Regions from separate parts of the Mus musculus genome. Here region 2 is linked to region 1. The links are chromatin loops, found by intact Hi-C in ENCODE. Cell type or tissue: gastrocnemius. All regions are shown on one strand. Each heading gives the region's core, and the rest is flanking DNA. Links, peaks and the distances in the headings are about the cores only. Region 1 holds the start of Mir7059 (microRNA 7059). Region 2 holds the start of Tufm (Tu translation elongation factor, mitochondrial).

Region 1 (12,359 bases), core at 2,390-10,389:
GTCAAGAGTACAAAATTTTGGACTGGAAAGATGGCTCAGTAGTTAAAGGCACCCGCTGTTCTTCCACAGCACCCACAGGGCGGTCCACACCTATCTGTAGTTCCAGTTCCAGGGATCTGATACCCTCTCTGGCCTCCATGGGCACCAGGCACACAGGTGGTTCACATATATACACATAGACAAAGGTTTGTGTATATATAAACTAAACAATGGTCAAGGCTTATGTGGGCCTCAGATGTAGGTTCAAGGCCAGCTTTGAAGACTTTGCCTCCAAATAAAAAGTTTGGGCTGAGCTGGGCAGTGGTGGCGCACGCCTTTAAACCCAGCACTTGGGAGGCAGAGGCAGGCAGATTTCTGAGTTCGAGGCCAGCCTGGTCCACAGAGTGAGTTCCAGGACAGCCAGGGCTATACAGAGAAACCCTGTTTGGGCTGAAGAGATGGCTCAGCTACAGGTACTTGCCTGTATGACCTGAGTTTGATCACCAGAACCCACACGTTGAAGAAGGGAACCAATCCTGCACGCTGTCCTCTGACCTCCATACACACGGCTTGGCAAGTGTCTCCCTCCCACCAATAAATAAATATAAATATAAGTGTGTTTATTTAAATTGTATAAAATAAATAAATAGGGCTAGAGCGATGGCTCAGCGGTTAAGAGCACTGACTGCTCTGCCAGAGGTCCTGAGTTCGATTCCCAGCAACCACATGGTGGCTCACAACCATCTATGATGGGATCTGATGCCCTCTTCTGTTTTTTTTTTTTGTTTTTTTTTGTTTTTTTTTTTTGGGGGGGGGTTCGAGACAGGGTTTCTCTGTGTAGCCCTGGCTGTCCTGGAGCTCACTTTTCAGACCAGGCTGGCCTCGAACTCAGAAATCCGCCTGCCTCTGCCTCCCGAGTGCTGGGATTAAAGGCGTGCGCCACCACGCCCGGCTAGCTGATGCCCTCTTCTGGTGTGTCTGAACACAGCTACAGTTTGTTTATATATAAACAAACAAATCTTTAAAGTAAATAAGTAAGTAAATGAAAGCAAGCTTGAGGGCTTAAGAAGTTTCGTAACAATCAGCATGGACCAGCAGGAACAAGGCCCCAGGTGCAGTCAGAACGACTGTGAGAACAAAGCACGACGGCCAGGCACGAGGCACAGGCCCTCAACGCCCGCATTCATGAAGCAGATCTGTGAGCTTCAGGCTAGCCTAGTCTACATATCGGATTCCAGGCCACCCAGGACTACACAGTGAGACCCTACCTTAAAAACAAACAAAGAAAAAAAAATAAAGCAGACAAGAACAAAACCAAAATAAATCAAAACAATATCTTGTTCTTCCTTTTTTTTCTCAACATTGCTATACAAACACTGAGAAATAGGTGTTGCCCACAGCTATTAAATATTTTAATTTTTGCAGTACTAGGGATGGGACCCACAGCCTCAGACAGGCTAGGTGCACAATCCTGCTCCACCCCATCTGACTTCCTGATAGGAAAACTGAGGCTCAATAGAGGTTCAGAGACTGCTCTGAGTCACACAGCTCTTGAGAACAGAAACTGGAATTTACCCACAAGTATGACTGGTTCCTCCTGGTGCCACCACACATTTTATATGGAGTCCAGCTGGCCTTTAGTGCTGTACTTAGGAACGCTGGAGTACACTAATGTAAGAAACTCAGGAGGCCGAGGTGGGTGTGAACAAACAGGGCAGCACTCAGTACCTGGAGCAGGGCTAGGACCCAGGTGAACCGTATTCGGCAACATTGGAGAGAAGAGCGGGAGGCGAACACACCAGCCTGGTATAGCATCTGGTACCTAAGGTTGGGGCAGAGAAGAGGAAGAGGCTCTCAGGGCACTTTTTGGGGTCAACCCCAGGACCCCAACATCAGGGATCCTCCCAGCCTACTGCCCACCTGCCAACTTCTCTCACCATCGGTACTGCTGAGCATGGCTTAGGGAAGTGTTCCGGAAAAACAGGAGCTCGAACTGCAGCGAAGACCAGACAGATGGAGATGGCGGAACCTCAGCCCTATCTCTCCTCCCACATCCCTCCCCGGCGCCCCTCACTCACAAGTCCCTGGTTGATAAAGTATTCTGCAAAGTAGACCAGCACCAGAGGGATGATGTACCACAAGAGACCCTGGAAGAGTCGGGAGATGTAAGTGGAAGGCAAGAGGCAGAGGATCCTCACGGGGCACCCGCAGCCACCATTCAAACCTTGAACACTGTCCACCTTTCCTGGAGGGAGAGGTCCCAGCTGGCACCTACAGAGCAGGGGGAAGGGGAGGAGGTTGCACGCTGAACGCTTAGCTAAGGTGCCAGCATGCAGCAAGCAACCAGCCAGCACAGCAGTGTGTGGATTTAAATGCCACTTAGTGCACACTTAGTAGTCGCTAAAATGGTAAACTTCGCGCTGTATACATATGTATATACACACATATACTTATAAAACTTTTTTTTTTTTTTTTTAATGAGCAAGACTATAGATCAGGGTACAGCTTTTATCTACCGACTCCATCCCAGACTCTGGCTAAGCCTTTCATTTCTAGAACAACCAGGCTCCTTTTCTCACATAAGGCCTCACCCTGAGCTGTTTCCTGTGCCTGGAACATGATCACCTAGGCATTTGCAAAGCTGACACCTTGACAGCCAAGTTTCAGCCCAGAGATATCCTTCAAAAGGCTGTCTTGGGCTGATGGATGCTCGGTGGATGAGGGCACTCACTGCCGAGTCTGAATGAGCAGAGCTCAATCCTCAGAACGTCAGACCTCACACTTGTGCACACGCTCTTGCCCAGACAGCTCCATTCTCAAAAATAAAAGGTTTGTTGTTGGGGGTTCTCTCGGGGGCTCAAGAGATGGCTCAGTGGTTAAGAGTAATGGCTGCTCTTCCAGCGGACCTCAATTCCCAGCACCCACGTGGCAGCTCACAACTGTCTGTAACTCCAGTTCCAGGGGATCCAACACCCTCCCATAGACATGCACACAGGCAAAACACCAATGCACATAAAATAAAAATAGACAAATCGCTGGGCAGTGGTGGCGCATGCCTTTAATCCCCACTTGGGAGGCTGAGGCAGGTGGATCTCTGAAAGTTTGAGGGCAGCCTGGATTACATACAGTGTGAGTTCCAGGACAGCCAGGGCTACACAGAGAAACCCTTCCTCGAAAAGCAAGCAAACAAACAAACAAATAATTACAAAATTAAATAAATAAGTAGAGCCTTTCTCAGAGTTGGAGAGGTGGCTTGGGGTTAAGTGGCGGCACACGCCCTGAATCCCAGCGCATGGAAAGCAGAGGCAGGAGAATTTTTGACTTCTGGTCTAGAGAGTGAGTTCCAGGACAGCCAGAGCTACACAGAGAAGCTCTGCCTCAACAACAACAACAAAAAAACAAAAAACAAAACAAAAACAAAACAAACAAACAATAAAAAAAAAAGAAAGAGGGGCTGGAGAGATGGCTCAGTGGTTAAGAGCACTGACTGCTCTTCCAGAGGTCCTGAGTTCAATTCCCAGCAACCACATGGTGGCTCACAACCATCTGTTATGAGATCTGATGCCCTCTTGCCCTCTTCTGGTGTGTCTGAAGACAACTACATTGTGCTCATATACATTAAATAAATAAATAAATCCGAAAGAAAGAAAGAAAGAAAGGAAGGAAGGAAGGAAGGAAGAAAGAAAGAAAGAAAGAAAGAAAGAAAGAAAGAAAGAAAGAAAGAAAGAAAGAAAGAAAGAAAGAAAGAAAGAGAGAAAAGGAAAGAAAGAGCGAGCGAGCACTGGTTGCTCAACCATGAGGGGGTCCACGTTTGAATCCTGGCAACATCGGCCAGCTCCCAACTGCCTGTAACTGCAACTCCAAGGCATCTGATGCCCTCTGCTGGTCATCCGCGGTATAAGTTCACAAATACACATACACATCAATAAATAGAAAAATAAATCCTAGCCAGGTGTATGGTGGCATATGCGTTTACTCCTAGCATTTGAGAGGCAGAGGCAGGTGGATTTGTGAGGTTGAGGCCATTCGAGAGTACACAGTGATTTCTAGGCCAGCTAGGGCTATACAGAGAGACTATTTAAAAACCAATAAGCAAAAACTTGAAGAAAAAACAAAACAACAACAAAACCCCCACACTTGGAACCTCCTGTAAAGCAGCTCCCTTAGCCATCCCCACCCCATTTCCTTAACCGTTACTTTCTGGGTCTGTGCAGGGTCTTACTATGTAGCCCAACCGGCCTTGAAATCATAGAGATCTGATTGTGGCTGCCTCCGGAGTGTTGGGATTCAAGGTGTGCGCCACCCCTCTGGGCCCCATCGCAGTTTTATGTCCTGTGAAAATGCTCTCATTCCTTCATCTGGAGCACTACCATTCCCAGCAATCGGAATGTCTGGCATCCAGTCAGTAGTTAGTAAGTATACATGACTGCTTTGACCCAGACCTGTACACCTAGCAGCCTGTTTCCCTCAACTGTGTCCACTGTTGAGACCAAAACCCCAAGGCGGAAAGTGGCCCTGGGATGGGAGGGCCTTTGCATCCTACCTGGCTTTGACTCTGGGGTCTCGGTGCCTATGAGAGGCTGCCGGGCAGCAGTCTCTGCCTCGTTTTCCCCTCCAGGGTCCAGGGGTTCAGGAGACGTGAGCAACAAGAAATAGCTGGGATGGAATGGAGAAGCGAGTCAGGGGGCTCTTGTCGGGAAAGGCCCCAGAGGTCCTGCAGGCCCGCCCCTCCAGGCCCTTCACACTTGCATGGGGTGCTCCCAGCCTCTAGGTACCCTGTGCTGGAAAAGCTTCTTTGTTTCTACCCAGGGACCTCATTTGACTCAGTCACAGCACCTGCTCGTTTCCCTGTTCTCAGTACTTCTCATCTATTCACCACTTCACAGAGATTCTTACTAAATGTGTTTCTTGACATTTTTATTCACATATATACTGCCCTCTGGTGACTCTCCCCACCCCCTCGGGTCCCCACACCCTGTGACCTTTCCCACATCACAGGTCCCTTTCTCATACTCAGTGTCTTTTTGTTTCGTGTTGTGACTGAGTTTACCCAGGGTCTGTATGATCATGGGATTGCTTTATTTCTTTCTTTCTTTTTTTTTTTTTTTGAGACAGGGTCTTAACTATGCAGCTCTGGCTGGCCTGGAGCTCAAGATGTAGACCAGGCTGACCCCAAACTCACAGAGATCCTCCTGCCTCCTGAGGGCTTGGATTAGAGGCATTTGCCATATGTTCAATTATCTCAGTTAGCTTTTGAGCCAGGGTCTCCACGTGTATCCCAGGTAGGCTTCAAACACATGAGCCTTTTCCATCACCTCCCAAGAGCCAGGACTGTGGGTGTTCAGCATTACACACATACTGACTCCTTTTCTTCAAGATAGCCTTGTAACAGGCCACCGGACCTTAGGACAACTGACTCCAATGGAAATGCCACTGAACATGCAGTGTGTAGTTACCAGGTGACTAATCGGCTTTCCACTGGGTTTAAACCCATGTCTGAGCCGTCTTTCTGGTGGATACCCCACAATAGCCCTAAGCTATAACATGATGCCTCCAGAGTGCTGGGATGAAAGGCATGTACCACTACACCTGGCTTAATAATGTTTTCTAAAATATACAAATACACACAGAAGAAATAAACCGGGGTGCACTCAGTCCCAGCCCCAGTCTCAGGAGCCGACCTGTGCGGATGAGACAGAACCAGCCTGAGACAGAGACAACTGAAGGTCAGGAATGAAGTTGTCCAGAGTCGCACAGCTAACACAGCCCCACTCTGAGATTCCACCTGAGGGGTGTCGAGAGTCCAGAGTCCACACCCCTTCACAACAAGGCTGAAGAGCTCTGAAGATTGGATTAGCATCAAGCTCCTCCTTCCATCTTTCATCCTTTGGGCCTAAGGACACTCACCTGGCTAGCAGCAGAACAGGGATCCCCAACATAGAAAGTAGGGTGTGCTGCGGGGAGAGGCCAGCCTGGGTGAGTCCCAGGTAAGACAGCGATCCAAGAAGCCCTGCACCCCCGGTACCCGAAGACCACCATGAGATCACAGCACTGAAAAGAAGACAAGAGCACTGAGGAAGATGGAAGCCAGCAGGGGGCACTCGTCTCCCAGTCCTCCTGGCCCAGGCCGCTTACCTGGGGTAGAAGGCAGTCAGTGAGAGGAAGGTGACCTCCCCTAGCCCTGAGGAGATGCTGGCCAAAACCACTCCTGGGAGGACAAACAGCAAACAGTGACCTTTAACTGAAAGCCGCAGTCCCCGGTGGTTTGTTTACAGCCTCAACTCCATCAGCTCAGCAGGGCTAAGAACAGATCTGTCACTGAACAGACAGGCTAGGGTCTCATCTGAAAAGCCACACCCTCCTCCACATGTCCTCTCCGAGACTGTACCCCCATCTTCATTCAGTTAATAATTCCCAATTATTCAACCCTGCTCATCCCCACCTATACTCAGTCTCCCCATTCCTTCCTATTGACACCCTCCAATTGTTCCTAGAGCTCACTTCTGGTTAGGGAAGCTCTAGGAGGTTTGTCTTTGAGACAAAGTCTCGGGGATGTAGTCCAGGCTGGCCTGGAACTTGCTATGTAAATCAGCCTGGACTGGCCCTCTCCTTGTTTTTTTGGTTTTTTTTTGTCTTTGTTTTTTGAGATAGGGTTTTGCTGTGCAGCTTAGGATAGGCTTGAATTCACTATGTGGCCCCAACTAATCTCAAATTCACAATCTCCCAAGTGTGTGTCTCTCTCTCTCTCTCTCTCTCTCTCTCTCACACACACACACACACACACACACACACACACACACACACACACACAGGAAGCTGGGGAGACTACAGCACATCACTCTGTTGAGTCCATCAACCTCTCCCAGCTTCGTACTCACCACACAGGCTTAACCCCACTGACTGAGAGAAGGCAACCAGAACAAAGCTCCCAGCAGAACAAACTCCACTGACGAGCACCCGGGGGCTGAGAAGAGATGAGGAGGAACTCAGAAGGCCACCTCCATGCGAGACTCTCCAGACTCCCGCTTCCTCCCACCCTGCCTCCCTCCTGCCACCCCGACCCAGACCTGTAAGGCAGCAAGTGAAGGCCAAGAGGCGCCAGGAGTTTGATGACAAGGGTGGGAAGGATGTCTGCTAGGAGCACCGCCTGAGACAGGAGAACACAGTGAGAGCCTAGACCTTCCCGGAGACAACCTTCCCAACCCAGCCGGGGAGCCGGCCAGTGAGACCTGCTGTAAGTTAGGCTCTGGAGTTAGATAGATCTCCATTCATTCCCTGCTCTGGGGCTCCTCAAATGGCTGTCAGGGCATATTTATACACTCTGACCTTCAGTTTCCTCATCCAAAGAGGGAAACTTACAGTGTTTCACTCACAAAGCTGGGGGAAGGGGGGCACCTGAACTAATAATTACTATTTACATATTTATATTCATCACTGCAATCCCAACATTCCCAACTGGATGGGGGTGGGGGTGGGGAAACGAGATTGCAAAGGCAAGGATCGTGGGGTCCCCACATGGACACTCACAGCTGTGGAGATGGAGTTGCAGTCAAATCGAGATGAGCTGTTGTGGGGTGTGGGTGTTGGGCCTGGTTCCACCTATGGGAGAGAAGAGGGTCTTTCCGACAAAGCGGCAGGAGGCTAACCAAGGCCCAGGTCCAGTTCTGTCCTAACTTCACAAATGGCTGTGGGTAGGCAAGGCTTCTAGGGGGCCTTAGTTTTTCAATGTCCACAATGAAGAGAGTGTTTATAAGCATCTCAAACTTTGGGCCAGAGGCCAAAGACAGCCCCCCAAGATGGATGCACCATGTTTAAGAGCATTCATATAGAAATCTGGGTTTCTGGAAAATATCAGCTTGGGTCAAATTTCCTAGTGAACCTGCAAAGTGGAGGCTGCGCCTCTTAGGGCCTGCGTGCTCTAGCTCACTGCCGCCAAAGGCTCTCCACCTGGGTAATGTTACCTGGCAGGAGCATTTGTAACATCTGGAGACATTTTTGGCTGTCACTTTTGGTTGACAAGGGGCATGGGATGCTACTAAACATCTACAACATGCAGGACAGACTCACAACAGTCACCTGACCTCAAATGTCAACAGGGTACAATGACAAAACACACCACAAAATAAGGTCTTACCCAGCCAGTTATGTGAGTTCACCAACCTGGTACCCGTTGCTCTCTTTAAGATCCCTCCTGCCATGAGGATGTGGGAGACTAAGACCTTTAGCTCCCCAATCCCACCCAGAGCTACTCTAGGAGTTTTTCAGGGGTCCTCTGGCCCTGAGTGGGTTCTTAGTATTCCCCATGCGGACTGACCTATGGTAGTGGTACAGAGGGGCTCACTTACTGACCTATGGTGGTGGTGAAGAGGGGCTTACTTACATGGCTCTGGTTTCCAGACGCCTGCTCCTGCTTGAGGATGTCATGGGCAGCGCTCAGCATCACCACATATGAGAAATTGTTGCAAAGACCCAAGATCCTAGAAATGAGGACACATCTTCACTGTCTGGCTTTCTATCCACTTACAGTCCTTAAAGATACACCTTTTTTTTTTCCTTCTCCACTATCAAAACAGGCCTTGAGATTAGACCAGCTCATGGCCAAGTGCCAAGTCCTCCTAAGCACTATTTCTCCCACGCTTACACTAAGATTCTGATCCCTGGGCATTTCTCATCAACGGAAACACTGTGGTACAATGCAAATATCTAGCGTATTCCTGTGCAAAACGGAGACAAATTTTCACCTGCTGATCTCAAGGGAACCAAAATAATAGCAGGGCATATTGTTCTTATTTTCATCTCCCAGAGCTGTGCTCAGAACTTGGCAAAAGCAAATTGGCTGGAGACAGAGCTCACTTGTACAACAGTGCGTGAGCCCGGGAAGGACCTGCTTTTAATACCCTGCACTGCAAACAGAAACAATGGGTGTTCTGGGCATTGTGCTACAGTAGGGCCTGTAACTGCAGCACCTGGAAGGCAAAAGCAGGATTAGAAAGGTCAAAGTAAGCCCTTACTGCTTGTAGGGTTTAAAGACCTTTCCAAAAAAAAGAAGAAAAAGAAGAGGAAGAGGAGGAGGAGGAAGAGGAAGAAAGAAAGAAAGAAAGAAAGGAAGGAAGAGGAAAAAAAACAAAGTTAGCTGGAGGAAAACATTTAATAAATAACTCTACAGATACTAAGATCTGATCAATAGGTGAAGGTGGGAATTTAATGGAACTTGGAAAGTTCACAGTTGATTAAGTATCTGTGTATTCAACTGCTTTTCACAACTTGGCTCTCATCTTTGCTCCAATCGCACTTTACTTTGTTTGTTTGTTTGTTTGTTTGTTTTTCGAGACAGGGTTTCTCTGTGTAGCCCTGGCTGTCCTGGAACTCACTCTGTAGACCAGGCTGGCCTCGAACTCAGAAATCCGCCTGCCTCTGCCTCCCAAATGCTGGGATTAAAGGCGTGTGCCACCACGCCCAGCTGGCATTTTACTTTTGCACAACTCTCAGACCACTTACCAGAAACCCACTGCATTCTTCCAAAGGACACTCCGACTATCCAACCGAGGGGCCTGGGGCTCTGAGTCGGTCTCCTCCCCTGGGAGGTAGAGAAAGCATGACCCCCCACTCACTCGGGTACACGAAGGCCCCGCCTATCCCGCATGGTGTTGAGGGGGCAGGGCCAGCATCCCAACTCCTCGGGAGAGCCGCGGGCAGAGGTGGTCATTCCCAAGGCAACCGATGAGAGCACTCACTCTCAGAATCCTCAAGGCGCCTCCACGAGCCCGCAGAACTTCCCATAACATTGAGTTCGGGTCCCCCAAAGGGCCCAAAGTCAGCGTGTGTTCCGAGCTAGCTTCAAGAAAACAGATTAAAGTCTGGGACAGGTGGGTGCGAAGGATCAATGCCCCGCGGTCAGTCCCAGGTTCCGCTGTCTGCTATACACGACATGTCCGTCGAAGGATCCCCAGATCTCCAGCTCGTGTTCACCCACGCCCCACCCGCCTGACCCCGCCCCCTGCCCCTCTAAAGCAAAGCCCCCGCCCCCAGGCCTGTACCTTTAAGAGCAGCTGAACTCTCCGCAAGGTAGACGAGCAGGTTGGGGGTCACGTGACAGTACCCGTGAGCCTTCCATCACGTGCTTGAGGGTTGCTTCTTACTTCCGGGTCCTTTTTTCTCTTTTTCGCCTTTGGACTTCTCAAACTTCGGAGAATAAAAGAAGGAGAGTTCGAGAGAACGCTGGAAGCACTGATTTTGAATTGGAGTCGAAGGGAGCCACAAGTAGAGCCATGAAAAGCGGCGCTCTAGACGCCGACCAAATCTGCCAGTACTAGTCATGGCGCGGAAGGCTTCAGCTTCTTTCCTGCAGCTCTTACTTGCCTGAAACAATTATGGCTACTTTGCTGCGGATGTCCCACTACCCCACCCAACGTCCCAAGGACAAGTTCTGCTTGAGCGCAAAGGCGACCAGCCTCAAGTGTTATCTGTTGTCCTTACAGACCTATTGTAAAGACCTATAATAAGCATCTGGGAAGTAGCTGAGAGTAGATCGATTAAAAATAAACACCCACAAAACAGCATTCTATGAATTATCTGTGGCAATATTCACGATGTTACGGTTAAATCCCCTTTGCCTTACTATCCTAGAACAACAAATACCACGAAAGTTGTCCAACCCCTGGTTTTACAAGAGAAAACCAAGGTCCCTCCGCCCCACTGTGCAACAGAGGCTAGACTTTTAGCTGACTTCAGAGACTCAGCAGTAAGAAATAGAGCAAAGGTGCTAAGTTCACTGAGAAAGCTGCTATGGGTGTTTTTCCTGGTCTGTGATGTCAGCCGTTTGTCCTAATTGGAAGTTAGGAGAATGAGGCTGAGAGGATAGTTGGAATGTGTCACCTCACAGTTCCAAATAAGGAGTCCTTCCCTTACCTTCCACTCGATGGCAGGGCAGCATCTTGACCATTCTTCATCAAGCCTATTCCTCTGCTATGGATTCCAGCAGCCTCTGCCCACTTCTCCCGGGTCTTTTCAACCACCTGTCATTAAGATTTGCCGTTTGAAATATGCCCTCCTGTGGTGTTCTTCCTAGATCACTCAAACAGTGAGAAAAAGGATCCTCCTACCCAAACGAGTCTCTAGAAATTCTGCAGCCTCTGTCCTTAAGGAACTCACAGTAAGCTGTGAGGACACATGACCACAGTACAAGAATAACCATAGGTGAGGGTGTGGGCATTGAGCACCAATCCAGACCTTTCATCCCCAGAAAAATCTTAATGGCGTTGAAAATGGGAACCCAGAACTTCCAGTGGCCTTATCCTCACTTCTACAGCTTCTCCCCCAAATAAATCAGGAACCACAAACCCTAGCTTCCTCTCACTGAAGGCTGTGGCTTGGAGGAGGCGGAAATGGCTGAGGTGCGAATACAAGACCTGAGTCACTCAGGCTGCACTTGCCGAATGCCCCCTCCCCCATACCCAATTCTGAGGTCTCCTGTTTCCACTTTTTTTTTCCCTTTCCCCTTTCTGGCCCGATCCTCTGCCCTTTAGTTCCAGATGTGCACCCGAGTCTGAGTCACCTGGACACTGTTAAGCCATCCCCCTGCCTGTCATGAAGTCATCCATGAGCAGGGGGGAGGTGCACAGGGCCTGGGGTGGAGATTTGTCAGGGAGAGTCAGGGGAAGAGGAAGTGTCTTGGGTGCTGGGGAGGACTTCGTGGGTGGGGACGGATGGTCATTGTGAGCTTTCTGGACACACAGAGACCTGCAGGATGGATTTTCTCCGGCTTCGTCTCCCTGGGCTACATCAGGCTTTGAGGGGAGCACTGGTGAGAGGGGCAGAGAGATACCCGAAACTTCCACCATTCCTCGTAGTCTCACCTTTCCTCTCCCTTACAGCCTCTCCTGAAGCCTGAGCTCCCTTTCCTACAGTCAGCCAGACTCCTAGCCCAGTCCTTCCTGGGTTTCAATCTCCTGCCTCTACAAGTGTACCCACTTATTCAAGCTAGGCCTTGTCGGGGTCCCTTAGCAGACGTCCAGATCCCTGATTCTTACCTGGGCTTTGTTAACAGTGTACTCCTGGGGAAGTGGTTAGACCTCCCCTGAGTGCCTTCACTCTTCTTTCTTCTCTTCTAGGACTCCTTCAGTGCGTTTGTGTCCTACCTCGTAGGAGACACAGTCCCCACAGTAGAGAGGCAGACACAGGCAGCTGAGGAACTGGGAGAGGTGACTGAGGGGAAGGTTGTAGGAGAGGAAGCCCAGGAGGTACTGGAGGGACTTAGAAGTGGCCAGAGTGAGGGGGTAGAAGCACCCGAAGAGACTAGAAGATGCCAAGAAGGAAGTTTAGCTGGTGAACAGACCTGGGGGTGGAGAGCAGATAGCTCTGCAAGGCCCCAAGCAGAAAGG
Region 2 (12,359 bases), core at 2,282-10,281, 92 kb before region 1:
TTGGATTCCTCGGAAGTTTTGTTCAAAGGATCATTAGATCTCTCTGTTTTATCGACTCTAATCTAGCATTCAATTTTTCACCCCTCTCTTTATCTAGGTCTGTTTTATTCTGATCTTTCTTAAAGAGGATATATAAAATTGTGAACACTACTGACAATTATTTCTGTGCTGATAATCGAAACAAAATTATATGGGATCGAAATGCCATTACCATTGTGACCTCCATTTTAAACAGAAAATAATTTCTTCTTAATCACTAACTCTCTCCTTCCTTCAGAGACTTTAGCTTTTAAGCACACTTACAAACTATCTTTATTTATATCCCCTTTGCTCTCCTTTCTTTGGAGACTATTCACATTTACAGAACATTTTTCTTTATTTCCCTTTCTCTCTCCTCCCTTTGGAGACTTTATGCAGATTTACCGAACATTTTTTATTTATTTCTCTTTCTTCTTCCTTCGGAGACTTTATTTTTTAATATTCAAACTCAGTATTTCTTTCTATGACCGTCTCTGTTCAGTTTCTTTTCCCTTTTACTGTTTTCAAATTTAATTCATTACCCTTTCAGAAGTTTGGGACTTCAGCCTTTTAGTCTGGACTTGGAGATCAGCTTGCTGGCCCTGGTGCCCTTCTGCGGCTCAGCTAGCTCCCTGCACTGATTGCCGGCTCCGCCCCTCGGCTTGGTCTAGCGGGTTACCCTACCGGTTCCGCCTAGTGCCAGCCCTGGACATGCCTCTCCAACGGACTATATGCTTCGTGGCTGCAGGCTTTTCCTAAGGGCGCTCGCCCCGCCCCGCCCCGCCCCGCCCCGCCCCGCCCCAGCTCCAGAAAGGTGGAGCCAGCAGCTGCACCAGGATGCGGCAGACCTGAATTGGGCTGCAGTCTCTGGGAAGTTATTCTAGCTGGACCATGGCTCAATCCGCCCCTCCGCGCCAGGGGAAGTGCACTGTTCTCTATCTGGCAGCCGGCTTTGCTGCTCAGCAGGGGTTTTTAGGGGAACCACCCTCAGCCGGTAGCCTTTCTGGATTTCCCAATCCCACCTTGCGCCTACCTCAGAGACTGTCACTGGGAAGCCGTGTTGCTTCAGGAAGTACTTGTTCCCAGCCTTCCATCCACGACTTTTGCAGGCTCTCAGCTCTGATTTCTAGCTCCATCTTCAATGCACCAATTATCACCAGACTGTCTCTAGCTGCCAGCCACCCAAGTAATGACACAGAGACCATTTATTAATTATAAAAGCTTGGATTTAGCGAGCTTGTTCCCAACTAGATCGTAAATGAAATTAAATCTTAAATTAACCCGTTTACACTAATCTATGTTCTACCACGTGGCTCACTACCTCTCCTCAATACCAGTACCTGCTTCTTCCTCCACATCTGGGTAATGAAACTGACTAGCAAATCTCCCGCCCAGAGTTCTTTCTAGGAGTTCCTAGCTCTGCCCAGAAGTCTAGCCTATACTCTCCTGCTTTGCCTTAGACCTTTCAGTTCTGTATTAAGCCAGTGAGAAGGTAAAGGAGATGCTTACAAAACACCGAGAGAAAAGGAAAAATACCTTTCCACACTGCAAACGAGATTAACCCAGGTGTCTACCACAGAGCTAAATAATAAATTGTTTGGGGTGGGGGATGGAAGGCCATTCCATTTCAAGATCATCTTCCAAAAATGTTAATGGTTCTACACACACACACAAAACTTTCTGTTATTTTTTCAAAACAGGGTTTCTCTGTATAGCCCTGGTTGTCCCAGAACTTGTTCTGTAGTCCAGGCCAGCCTTGAACTCAGAGATTTGCTTGCCTCTGCTTCCCAAGTTCTGGGACTAAAAGCTTTCACCAGCCTGGCTCACAAAAACCTTTTAAAAAGTTTTAGTTTAGGGGCTGGTGAGATGGCTTAGTGGGTAAAGAGCACCCGACTGCTCTTCCAAAGGTCCTAAGTTCAAATCCCAGCAACCACATGGTGGCTCACAACCATCTGTAATGAGATCTGACTCCCTCTTCTGGGGTGTCTGAAGACAGCTACAGTGTACTTACATGTAATAAATAAATAAATAAATCTAAAAAAAAAAGGGAGAGAGAGATATCAATTGCTTTAAAAAAAAGTTTTAGTTTATTCATTTATTTACTTACATGTGTGTGTGTGTGTGTGTGTGTGCACGCGTGTGCGTGCGCGCATACAATGATGCTCATGTGAAAATCAACTGTGGAATTTGGTTCTCTCCATCCAACCACATGGGCCTCAGGAATTGAACCCAGGTCATCAGGCTTGGTGGAATCATCTTTACTCACTGAGATATCTCACCAGGCCCTCACCTTTTCATTGGCTTTCTTGAGGCAGGATTTCCTGCATCCTACATCAGTCTCAAATTCCCTATATAACAGAGGGTGGCATTGAACTTTCCACCTTCTTACCCCCTCACCCCCCAAGGCAGGCTGTCTCTGTGTAGCCCTGGCTGACCTGGAACTCACTCTGTAGACCAGGCTGGCTGCGAACTCAGAAATCCGCCTGCCTCTGCCTCCCAAGTGCTGGGATTAAAGGCGTGCACCACTACTGCCCAGCCACTTTCCACCTTCTTGTTCCTGTCTGTCGAGTGTGCTCCTGCCCGTCAGTGCTATGCCAAGTGCTGGGACTTCAGCCATCGGCTGACTAAACCAACTCAGTCAACAGGGTCTCCAGCGAAGGAGGGAGGATTAAAAAGAAAACAGACAATTAGACAACACTGTAACATGACTCCAGTCAGTTCTGAGGCTGAAGCAGGTTTATATTTTTCCCAGTCTGCTTTTATATCATTTTAATTCCATGCAGATAATAAGGTCAGTTCTAGGTTAAGGAACAAGCAAGGCAATAAACTAAATACTGTGATCAGTGTTTCAAGGGGCTTCTCAGGATGACCAAGATATCTGAGCCTACTTCCCTGTCCTAGTCCAAAGTCAAAGTCTTGCCTGAAGCCCACTTCTTTGTTCTAGCCCCCAATCAGATTCCTGCCAAGTTTCTAGAAGCAGCCCCAAAAGCTCTCCACAATTGGCCCAGCACCAAATTGCTCTAAGTCTATAGCAAAATCAATGCAAACCCAGGTCTAGAGTTCTATTTAGTATTAAAGCTGCAGATATAAGACTCAGGCAATCTGAGACACTGACAAACCAGACTCTGTTTTGTGTGTTCCTTCCTTGCATCTTTTTTAGTTGTTTGGGTTTTTGTTTTGTTTTGTTTTTCAAAAGAGGGTTTCTCTGTGTAGCCCTGGCTGTCCTGGAACTCACTCTGTAGACCAGGCTGGCCTCGAACTCAGAAATCCGCCTGCCTCTGCCTCCCAAGTGCTGGGATTAAAGGCGTGCGCCATGACTACCCAGTTTCCTTGGAATTTTTTTGAGGCAGGGTCTCATATTCTAAACTGGTCTTTGCTTTACAAGATATGGAGGATGGGCTGGAGAGATGGCTCAGAGGTTAAGAGCACTGACTGCTCTTCCAGAGGTCCTGAGTTCAATTCCAGCAACCACATGGTGGCTCATAACCATCTGTAATGGAATCCAATGCACTCTTCTGGTGTGTGTCTGAAGACAGCTACAGTGGACTCATATAAATAAAAATAGATAAATTAAAAAAAAAACCCAAGAGGTGGAGGATGACCTTGAACCTTGACCCCGAGTGCTGGGATTCCATGCTGCCCCCACGCTGGGTTTAAACCTAGTCCTGGAAGTGTCTAGCCTCTGTACAGTCTTATCTAGGCCTAGTGCCTTCAACCTCTGAGGCTTACTTACTGATGAATAAACTCACCTCTTCATAGCTCTCTCTGAAGTCTGGCTGGCTAGTTCAACTTAACAGTTCTGGCTCAGACTCCTCATCAAGCTGACTGATTCACTCTGGCTTTTCTCAGTTTCTCCTGAATTGTTCTGCTTGGCCTCAAACTAACACTCTGGCAATCTGTTCTGGACTTCTGGCTCCTTCTCACTCTCTGGCTCCTTCTGTCTTCACTGTGTCTAGCTTGGTCTCTTTCTACAACCTGCTCCCTGTAAAACTGCCTCATTTCTTCTCTCCCCCCCCTTTTTTTTTTTGGTTTTGGTTTTTGGTTTTTTTCGAGGCAGGGTTTCTCTGTGTAGCCCTGGCTGTCCTGGAACTCACTTTGTAGACCAGGGTGGCCTCGAACTCAGAAATCCTCCTGCCTCTGCCTCCCAAGTGCTAGGATTAAAAAGGCCTGTGCCACCACTGCCCAGCCTGGATTCGTTAGATAAAAAAAAAAAAAAAAAAATCACAAAGACTGAGGGGAGTCTAGCACAAGATTCCAGTAACACTCTATTGTCCTTTATCTTTACCTTTTCAGAGTTTCAATCTGTGCTCAGGCCTTAGGACTGGACTTCCTGCTGCAGTGTCTTAAGTGCTGGGGTCACAAGTGTGTACCTGTATCTCCTTCCACTTGATTTTTAGAAGAGATGTGATGTAGCTTGCTTGTGCCTAGACATCTCTCTAGGGATGGAATGAGGGAATCTACAGCATTTGGAAAAGATACTGTCAATTAAGCTGATAGGGTAAATTTCAGAAAGAAAGACAGAGTTAAGAAGCTTCTATTATTTGTGAGAGTTGAAGAAGCTGTGCGAAAAGATGAATGTGACAGTTAAAAGTCATTACTATACTTACACTTATTCATTAGGGGGCTGGAGAGATGGCTCTGTGGTTTAGAGCACTGACTGCTCTCCCAAAGGTCCTGAGTTCAAATCCCAGCAACCACATGGTGGCTCACAACCATCCGTAATGAGATCTGATGTCCTCTTCTGGTGTGTCTGAAGACAGCTACAGTGTACTTACATAGAATAAATAAATCTTAAAAAAAAACAAAAACAAAAACCACTTATTCATTAGGGAACAAACATTTGCTGGGTATACAAAAGATTCAACTAACAGTAAAAAAAAAACTTCCTTTAATCCCAGCACTGAGACAGGAGATTTCTCTAGAGCTGGAAGACCAGCCTGGTCTACATAGGCCAGCCAAGGAGACCCTGTCTCGGAAGGTAGTGGGGAAGAAGGAAGAAAAAGGAAAGAAAACTGCTTGTCAAGCGTCCAAAGGACTATTGGGGGAGGAGGGTTTGACTTCAAAATGTTAGAAAGCACAGGATCCCTGCAAGAGATATGGGGGCAGTTATTTAATGGCCAAGGACTGGAACTCCCGGGACTCCATCCCTGACTCTCGTTAATTTTGCCTCTTACAGGCTGGGAGATCTTCTCTCTGGACCGAACCCAGGCGAAGCTAAAGCCTGTCACAAACTGACCCAAGCCCGCTGCCCTGGAAACCACAACACCCATAAGCCTTCGGGGGCGCTCGTGCATTATGGGGCGCTCCGCATTTTCCTCCTAAAGCGGCCCCCTCAGGCTGAACTGTGGAAATTCCCCATCGTCCCCCGCGAGACACCAGAAACCCCCTCTTCCGCTCCATGCCCGGATATCAGTGGCCGTGGCCATAGAAACTGTCTGCTAGAGGCTCCTAAACTCGCTGTCCGGACCCTCATTTCCGCCGGAAGTGATCTGCAGTCCCAAGTGCCCGTCCTTCCCTGCACGCGCGGGCCCCGGGTGCCTAGTTCCCGGTCCCGGTCACCGAGTACTACCACAATGGCGGCAGCCACTCTATTGCGAGCGACGCCCCGCTTCAGCGGTGAGGGGGCGGGTTGGACGCAGGCAGCCCGGAGTTGCGAGGGGCGCGGAGGGTAGCTGGGTTCGGATCCCTGACTCCCAAGTGCCTTTCCCCGCAGGTCTCTGCGCCAGCCCGACCCCATTTCTGCAAGGTCGGCTGCGGCCGCTGAAGGCTCCCGCATCACCCTTCTTGTGTCGCGGCCTAGCTGTGGAGGCCAAGAAGACTTATGTACGCGACAAGCCCCATGTGAATGTGGGTACCATCGGACATGTGGACCATGGCAAGACCACCCTGACTGCAGCCATCACGAAAAGTGAGTAGGGTTGGGTTGGGTTGGAGGCGTCGGGCAATGTCCTGTCAGCTGGAAGAGTCAGAACTAGAGCGTAGGGTGGGTGTCTTGTAGTCCGCTGAACTTTAGCATGGCTCCAAGAGACACTTGGGACGAAGGCTGGTGGGAAGATGCAGGAGACAGGTTTCCCTGTACAGGAAGAGCTCTGTGAGGCATAAAATGAAAACTGTGAATGGTTTCCATCCAGTGTAGAGTGGTCTGTAAAGAGATGCTGTCAGCGAAGAATTGGAAGCGTCTGTGATGAGCACACACCTTAGGAAATTCTCTCACTGTCTTACAAAGTTATCTTTCCTAGAATTACATTTGAGATTTCCTAGAATTGAGATTTAACAGAGATTTATCCTTCCAGATTGTTTCTGTATGAGGGGTTCAGGCGTGTGCCCCGAGCCTTGTCTGTAGCTCTGACCCTGAGTTGAGAGGTGTGTTCTCTTCCTCCGGTAGTTCTAGCCGAGGGAGGTGGAGCTAAGTTCAAGAAGTACGAGGAGATAGACAATGCCCCAGAGGAGCGAGCTCGGGGCATCACCATCAATGCAGCCCATGTGGAGTATAGCACTGCTGCCCGACACTATGCCCACACAGACTGTCCTGGTCATGCAGATTATGTTAAGGTGAGGGTTGCTGGGGACAGCCAGCACCTGCTTCCGTTCAGTGGAGGTGTGAGGGGGGGAGGTTATAAAATAGTGGCGGTGTTTGAATATAAGAACAAGGATTTGTGGCTGTGGGTGGTGAAGACATGGCAGAGAGATGGAGATCTTCACAGCTACTTCTCATTAGAGGATGCATGTTGAAGAGGTCCCTGAACTAAGCTGACCTTCTTCCTCTTCCACCCAGAATATGATCACAGGCACTGCCCCCCTGGATGGCTGTATCCTGGTGGTGGCAGCTAATGATGGCCCCATGCCCCAGACCCGAGAGCACTTACTGCTAGCTAAACAGGTACTGGGGTCTGAGTGGGATGGACATCCGTGAGACGTCAGATGGCTCAGGAGAGTTGCTCAGTCTCTTGTCTTGCCTGCAGATTGGGGTAGAACATGTTGTGGTGTACGTGAACAAGGCAGACGCTGTCCAGGACTCAGAGATGGTGGAGTTAGTCGAGCTGGAGATCCGGGAGCTGCTCACCGAGTTTGGCTATAAAGGAGAGGAAACTCCAGTCATCGTAGGCTCGGCTCTCTGTGCCCTTGAGGTGAGCACAGCACAGGCTCCTGTTGGTAGAGGACGGGGTAGAGCTTTGCTCTGTACCTGGAAACTTAGCATCCTGTGATAGGAACAGAAGTTTCAAGGTCTTGTCATGTCTCCAACAGCAACGTGACCCTGAGCTAGGCGTGAAGTCAGTGCAGAAGCTCCTGGATGCTGTGGACACCTACATCCCAGTGCCCACCCGGGACCTGGACAAGCCCTTCCTGCTCCCTGTAGAGTCAGTCTACTCTATTCCTGGTGAGGCCCGTGCTCACGTACACCACTCCTCATAGGGGTCATCTGACCCTGGGTGACCAATAACCCATCCTGTTTCTTTCCAGGCCGGGGCACAGTGGTGACAGGTACATTAGAGCGTGGCATTTTGAAGAAAGGAGATGAGTGTGAGTTGCTGGGACATAACAAGAACATCCGCACTGTGGTGACAGGTATGAGAAGATTTCAGATCCAAGGACGTGGTCAGAATGGTCCCTTCCCATGTAGCTCTTATACCTTCATTCTGCCTCAGACCCTCTTCTCTCCTGTCTTCTTCCTTGTAGGCATTGAGATGTTCCACAAGAGCCTGGAGAGGGCTGAGGCAGGGGATAACCTGGGTGCTCTGGTCCGAGGCTTAAAGCGCGAAGATTTGAGGCGTGGCTTGGTCATGGTCAAGCCAGGCTCCATCCAACCCCACCAGAAGGTGGAGGCCCAGGTGAGGGCTCCAGTGCTGAGTGGTTTCCCTTGCTTAGAAGCAGGACTTGTAGCTAAGCCATTCCATCCTTACTGCTTCTCTCCTCTAGGTTTATATCCTCAGCAAGGAGGAAGGTGGCCGCCACAAACCCTTTGTATCTCATTTCATGCCCGTCATGTTCTCCCTGACCTGGGACATGGCCTGTCGAGTCATCTTGCCTCCAGGGAAGGTATGTTGAGGCTGGGGGGGATATAAAAGGAATAGAACTGGGCTGTGGTAGCCCATGACTTTAATCTTAGCAGCTGGAAGGCAGAGGCATGTGAATCTCTTGAGTTCAAGGCTGGTGTAGTTAGTATACAGAGCTAGTTCCAGGGCAGTTAGGGGTACACAGCGAAATCCTGTCTCAAACACAAGAAGGGCTCAGGAAAATCCTGTTGACTAAAACTGCGTAATACCAAATTCCCGATTATGGTCCCTTTACTTTTTCCATGCTGTTTGCGTGTGCCTAGCAACTAAATGAAACGTCCCAGATTCTTCAACCTGTTGAGCTTTCCCATGATTTTGAGCCCCATGGGTGTCAGCGGTTGAAGGTACACAGTGAAGGTATCCTGATTGCCTTGCGCTTCTCCTTCTATTAGGAACTTGCCATGCCTGGAGAGGACTTGAAGCTTAGTCTAATCTTGCGGCAGCCCATGATCTTAGAGAAAGGCCAACGTTTCACCTTGAGGGATGGCAACAAGACCATTGGCACTGGCCTTGTTACTGATGTACCAGCCATGACTGAGGAGGACAAGAACATCAAGTGGAGCTGAGTCTGGACTTCTGCTCAGGTTATTGAGCTTCAGGCTGCCCTGGTCAGCGTTCCCACTGTGGGCATAAGGCTGCCCTGGTCAGCATTCCCACTGTGGGCATAAGGCTGCCCTGGTCAGCGTTCCCACTGTGGACACAGGCTGTATCCAGGCAGAGTACACCTCTGGACATTTCTCCTGCTCACAATGAGTGGCCTGTCAGGAGAGGGAGGCAAATAAAACTGTCCCATGGATAACTCAGCTTGTCTTGTGTCTTCTGTGTGGATGTGGAGGAGCGCTGGATTTGAGTACTGCAAAGCCATTTGAGTTTCCCTAGCGTCACATCCATTTCTGGCATACAGGGCAGGCAAGCTCAGGCTCAAAGCCATTGTCAGTTCTTAGACAACTTGAGAAAAAGTACCCAATTCAGTGAGCTTTGTGTGACTTTACAGCAAAATACAACTGTTGTGTTCCCAGATTGGGGACAAGTTTGGTTATCATTTGGAGGCACCATGGGCTCAGCTCAGGTGCTAATCGTTTCTTTTGCTCTTCTGTGTCCACTAGGTTAATGGCTGGCTTTTGTGTTAAGTACAAACTTAACCTTAGCAGACTTGTATCACTTGTATTGTGTGCTTGGTCAACACTGCTTCCAAGCAAAGACTTTTGAGTTCATCTCAGTGGTAGAACATTTGCCTAGCTTCCTGGGCTCAATTCCTGGTACCAAATATGCAACAACCAACCCCCACCAAAAAAAAAAAACCCAAACCATAGCTAGCTAGGCATTGTGGCCTGTAAGAAGCTGATAGGATATATGGGAAAACCACAGAATCATCTAGGGCAACTACTGATGTCATAAAAATTTTGAGGTACCTACCCAAAAGTGACAAAATAGAATCTTCCCATGAGTGTTTAAGGACAGGAATAGCTAGCAGTACCCTCCACTTCTCCACATAGTGAACACCTTGTGGCTTTCCAGTTTCCCCTGCTTCCCTGTGCCATGTGTCCTGAGGGCAGTATCAGCCTTACTTTGTCCCTTTCTCTCACCCAATACTGTCATGCCCAAATTCTGGGGGCTTTTCTCTGCCCTCAACACAGCACATGTTCTCTGTATTATGGCCCAAAGGTCCTACAGCCCACTAAGGACTACCCAAGTCCTTGGCAGGCTCAGATTACAAAACTCCAAACTATCTCCTATGGAAGGGGAAATTTACTTTTAAGAATCAAACCCATAGGCAGGTTAAGTTAGTTTAAAATTTTATTTTTTTATTTTATTTTTTTTTAATTTTTTTATGTAATAAAAAGTAAAAGTCCTTGAGGCATCTGTCTGTTGGTCTCACACAGAACACTCAAGTTAATGGAGAAGAACAGGGGGCCCAAGTCTGAGGTTATAAATAATAGAAAATAAAAGATCTTCCGTCTCCAGGGGGCGGGGGGGAATAGATGAGAGGATGGGAGGACAAGACTGGGTAGGACCCAGCTGGGGCAGAGCAGGAACCTCCCCCACCCCCGTTGGACCCCAGCCCGGCCCACTTGAAGGACCCCTCCCATTCAAGGTGCTTGGCAGGAATTCCCCCAACTCCCCAAGGGAAAGGGGTTGGGGACGGGGCTAGGACTGGTCCCAGCTGCTGGGGGGAAGAGACATAGATCACTCTTCCCTCCACTCATGGAGGTCTCAGGTCGCGGCCAGGACAATCTTCAGTTCCCCGGGGGGTGGAAGGGGAGCTGCTGGGAGGGATGAGATTGAACTGGTTGGAGGGGAAAGAGAGAGAGCAGGAGCATTAGAACCCGAGCAGCTGTCCCTCTGTCAATGCGTCCAGGGGGTGAGGGGTGTGGGGAGGAGCGGCCTCCTCGAGGAGTCTCAGGGGACTGTCAGAAGCACAGGTCAATCGCTGTTTCCCAGTAGGCCAGAGCCCTTACTCAGTTGCCCAGCTCAGCCCCCCACGCCCCAGTCTGGCCCTGTCTGCTGCGCTGACCTTACCTCGGCTAAGTCAGGAGACAGTCGGGGTCACTGAGAGCTGGGGAGGCAGTGGGGAGGGGGGCTGCTGGATCACAACTGAGCGAGGACGGAGGGAAGCAAAGGACAGAGCCAGGAGCAAGCCCCTGGCGGCGGCGACTGTGGCTTCTGCCCACCCTACATACTTCACAGACAGGTGTGGGTCGGCGGGCGCCCTCTGGGACAGCCCTGCCTCCAAGACCCCTCAATCCCCACCCAGAACCCGTGCATCCTGCCCCACCTGCAGCCCCTCAGCTCTTCCATGCCAAATTCCCCCAGCTAACGAGAACTCACGAATCCTGTCATCGGCTCCTCCTGGAAATCCAGGCGCCTGGCCAGGCTGCTCACCTTGGGGGTGTCCGATGTAGGGGTAGGGTGAGGGTGTGGAAGCTGAGAGTGCAGGCACCCCACTCGGGGGCACCGCGCCTTGGGGGGGCCCCCCATGGCCCTGGGGGGGGTGCAGCAGCATCACCTGGGGCGGGTGGGGAGCCCCAGGGTGTGGGGGCGGGGCTGCTGTGACTCCAGTTTGGACATGGGCCTGTAGAAGAGAATTAGTTTCAGTGCCCCCCAGCTCAACGAGAGGTTCTGAGATCCCTTATCAAAGCAGCACTGCAAAGTGGAACAGGTACACAACTACCCTACAACAGCTCAGTTCATTCTCTGGCAAAGACACAGAAACACTAAACCCCTGGGTTCCTACCTGGGTAACATGGGCCATGTTGGTGAAGCCGTGGGGCAGCTGCTGGTGGGGATGGATGGCATACACAGCAGCTGGCTGGGGGAAGCTGCTTTGAGGGGACTGGGCAGAAGGTCCCGGTGGTAGAGAAGGTGGCGTGCCTGTTAGGGCCCCTGGATGGTACAGATTCTGCTGTGGCTGTCCACTGCCCAGGTGAGGGGCCTGCCCCGCCTGGTGCTGCCAGAGTAGAAGTGAGGTATGAGTGCCACCCATTCTGCTATGCAGACAAAGCACAAGCTCGCTCATGCCACTTCTCTACTGGAGAATGACCCAGCTCTTTTCAAGCCCTCTTCCAGCCACCCATTCCTGGGTCAACCACTCAGACCTCCCAACCAAACCCCACATTCAGGCACCTGAACGGGACTGGGGGCCGCATGCTGGGATTGTGGCTGGCTCCCAGTAGGTGTGGTGGCCGGCTGCGGCTGGTGGCCATGGAGCTGCGTGGCATGGTGTGGATAGGATTGGTGAACAGTGGCTGCAGCAGGAAAGAAGGGAGACCGAGTGCTGAGCACACCAAATGGATACATATATCCTGGTGACAAAGTGGGCACCACAACTCACCATAGAGGGCTTGGGGGGTAGGCTGCTCTGCAGCAGGGTACTGAGGAGTGGAGGACGACACGATGGCCTGGGGATGGCTTCCCGATGTCAACATTCGTGGATTACTTTGAAGCATAGGGGCGAACACCGGCTAAAGAAACAAAACAAAATGCTAAGCAGACCTGCTTGGAACGTCCTGTCAGCTTCCATGTGCATAGGAGCATGAGCCTCAGTAGTGGTTTTAAAGACAGTAACCACCTTAATTCAGAGGGAAAACCCGAGAGCAAAGGTTCAATGTCCTGTTACAGGAATTCAAGTGGACACTGCCAACCCCACAGCCACCACTACTCAAAATAACCCTGCTTCCCCCCATCAGGTTGGATTTCAGGTGTTCGTTACCTGTGAAGGGTAGTGTGCCATGGGCTGCATCATGGCAGGCTGGCCTGGGAACTGCTGTGGGTTGTAGGGGATGTAGG

Evidence for each region. Peaks named below come from ENCODE experiments on the same cell type or tissue, not always from the same donor. Only the 100,000 strongest peaks of a DNase experiment are listed, where the experiment ranks them.
Region 2: it touches region 1 in a loop (2.2-fold over the local background); 1 of 42 quality-filtered maps calls a loop at or near these places.

Annotation. Positions count from the first base shown.
Region 1 is chr7:126,573,287-126,585,645 of GRCm38, forward strand. Cln3 (ceroid lipofuscinosis, neuronal 3, juvenile (Batten, Spielmeyer-Vogt disease)) reads right to left here. Exons shown (of 18, transcript NM_001146311.2): 1 at 12,009-12,359; 2 at 10,888-10,994; 3 at 10,017-10,161; 4 at 9,714-9,810; 5 at 9,478-9,556; 6 at 8,360-8,456; 7 at 7,507-7,578; 8 at 7,047-7,126; 9 at 6,858-6,943; 10 at 6,115-6,187; 11 at 5,887-6,030; 12 at 4,523-4,635; 13 at 2,204-2,250; 14 at 2,058-2,126; 2 more. The coding sequence starts at 9,759. Mir7059 (microRNA 7059) reads right to left here and starts at 6,246; the gene lies at 6,188-6,246. Apobr (apolipoprotein B receptor) reads left to right here and starts at 11,722. Exons shown (of 4, transcript NM_138310.1): 1 at 11,722-11,782; 2 at 12,090-12,359. The coding sequence starts at 11,726. In gastrocnemius, for the core only: CTCF peaks have their summits at 3,865 (motif pointing left) and 6,070 (motif pointing right); DNase peaks (open chromatin) are centred at 3,846, 6,059, 9,660, 10,052 and 1 more place; H3K4me3 peaks cover 1,109 bases; H3K27ac peaks cover 942 bases.
Region 2 is chr7:126,481,857-126,494,215 of GRCm38, forward strand. Tufm (Tu translation elongation factor, mitochondrial) reads left to right here and starts at 5,499. Exons shown (of 10, transcript NM_172745.3): 1 at 5,499-5,634; 2 at 5,732-5,926; 3 at 6,404-6,570; 4 at 6,794-6,898; 5 at 6,981-7,145; 6 at 7,264-7,396; 7 at 7,480-7,584; 8 at 7,696-7,847; 9 at 7,936-8,055; 10 at 8,465-8,875. The coding sequence starts at 5,592. The coding sequence ends at 8,638. Atxn2l (ataxin 2-like) reads right to left here. Exons shown (of 22, transcript NM_001361487.1): 18 at 12,283-12,359; 19 at 11,905-12,034; 20 at 11,697-11,818; 21 at 11,308-11,520; 22 at 9,852-11,145. The coding sequence ends at 10,813. It overlaps Gm46001 (a long non-coding RNA gene), which reads right to left and starts at 4,658. Exons shown (of 3, transcript XR_001778288.1): 1 at 4,626-4,658; 2 at 4,304-4,475; 3 at 2,484-2,666. In gastrocnemius, for the core only: a CTCF peak has its summit at 5,309; a DNase peak (open chromatin) is centred at 5,414; H3K4me3 peaks cover 1,996 bases; H3K27ac peaks cover 2,315 bases.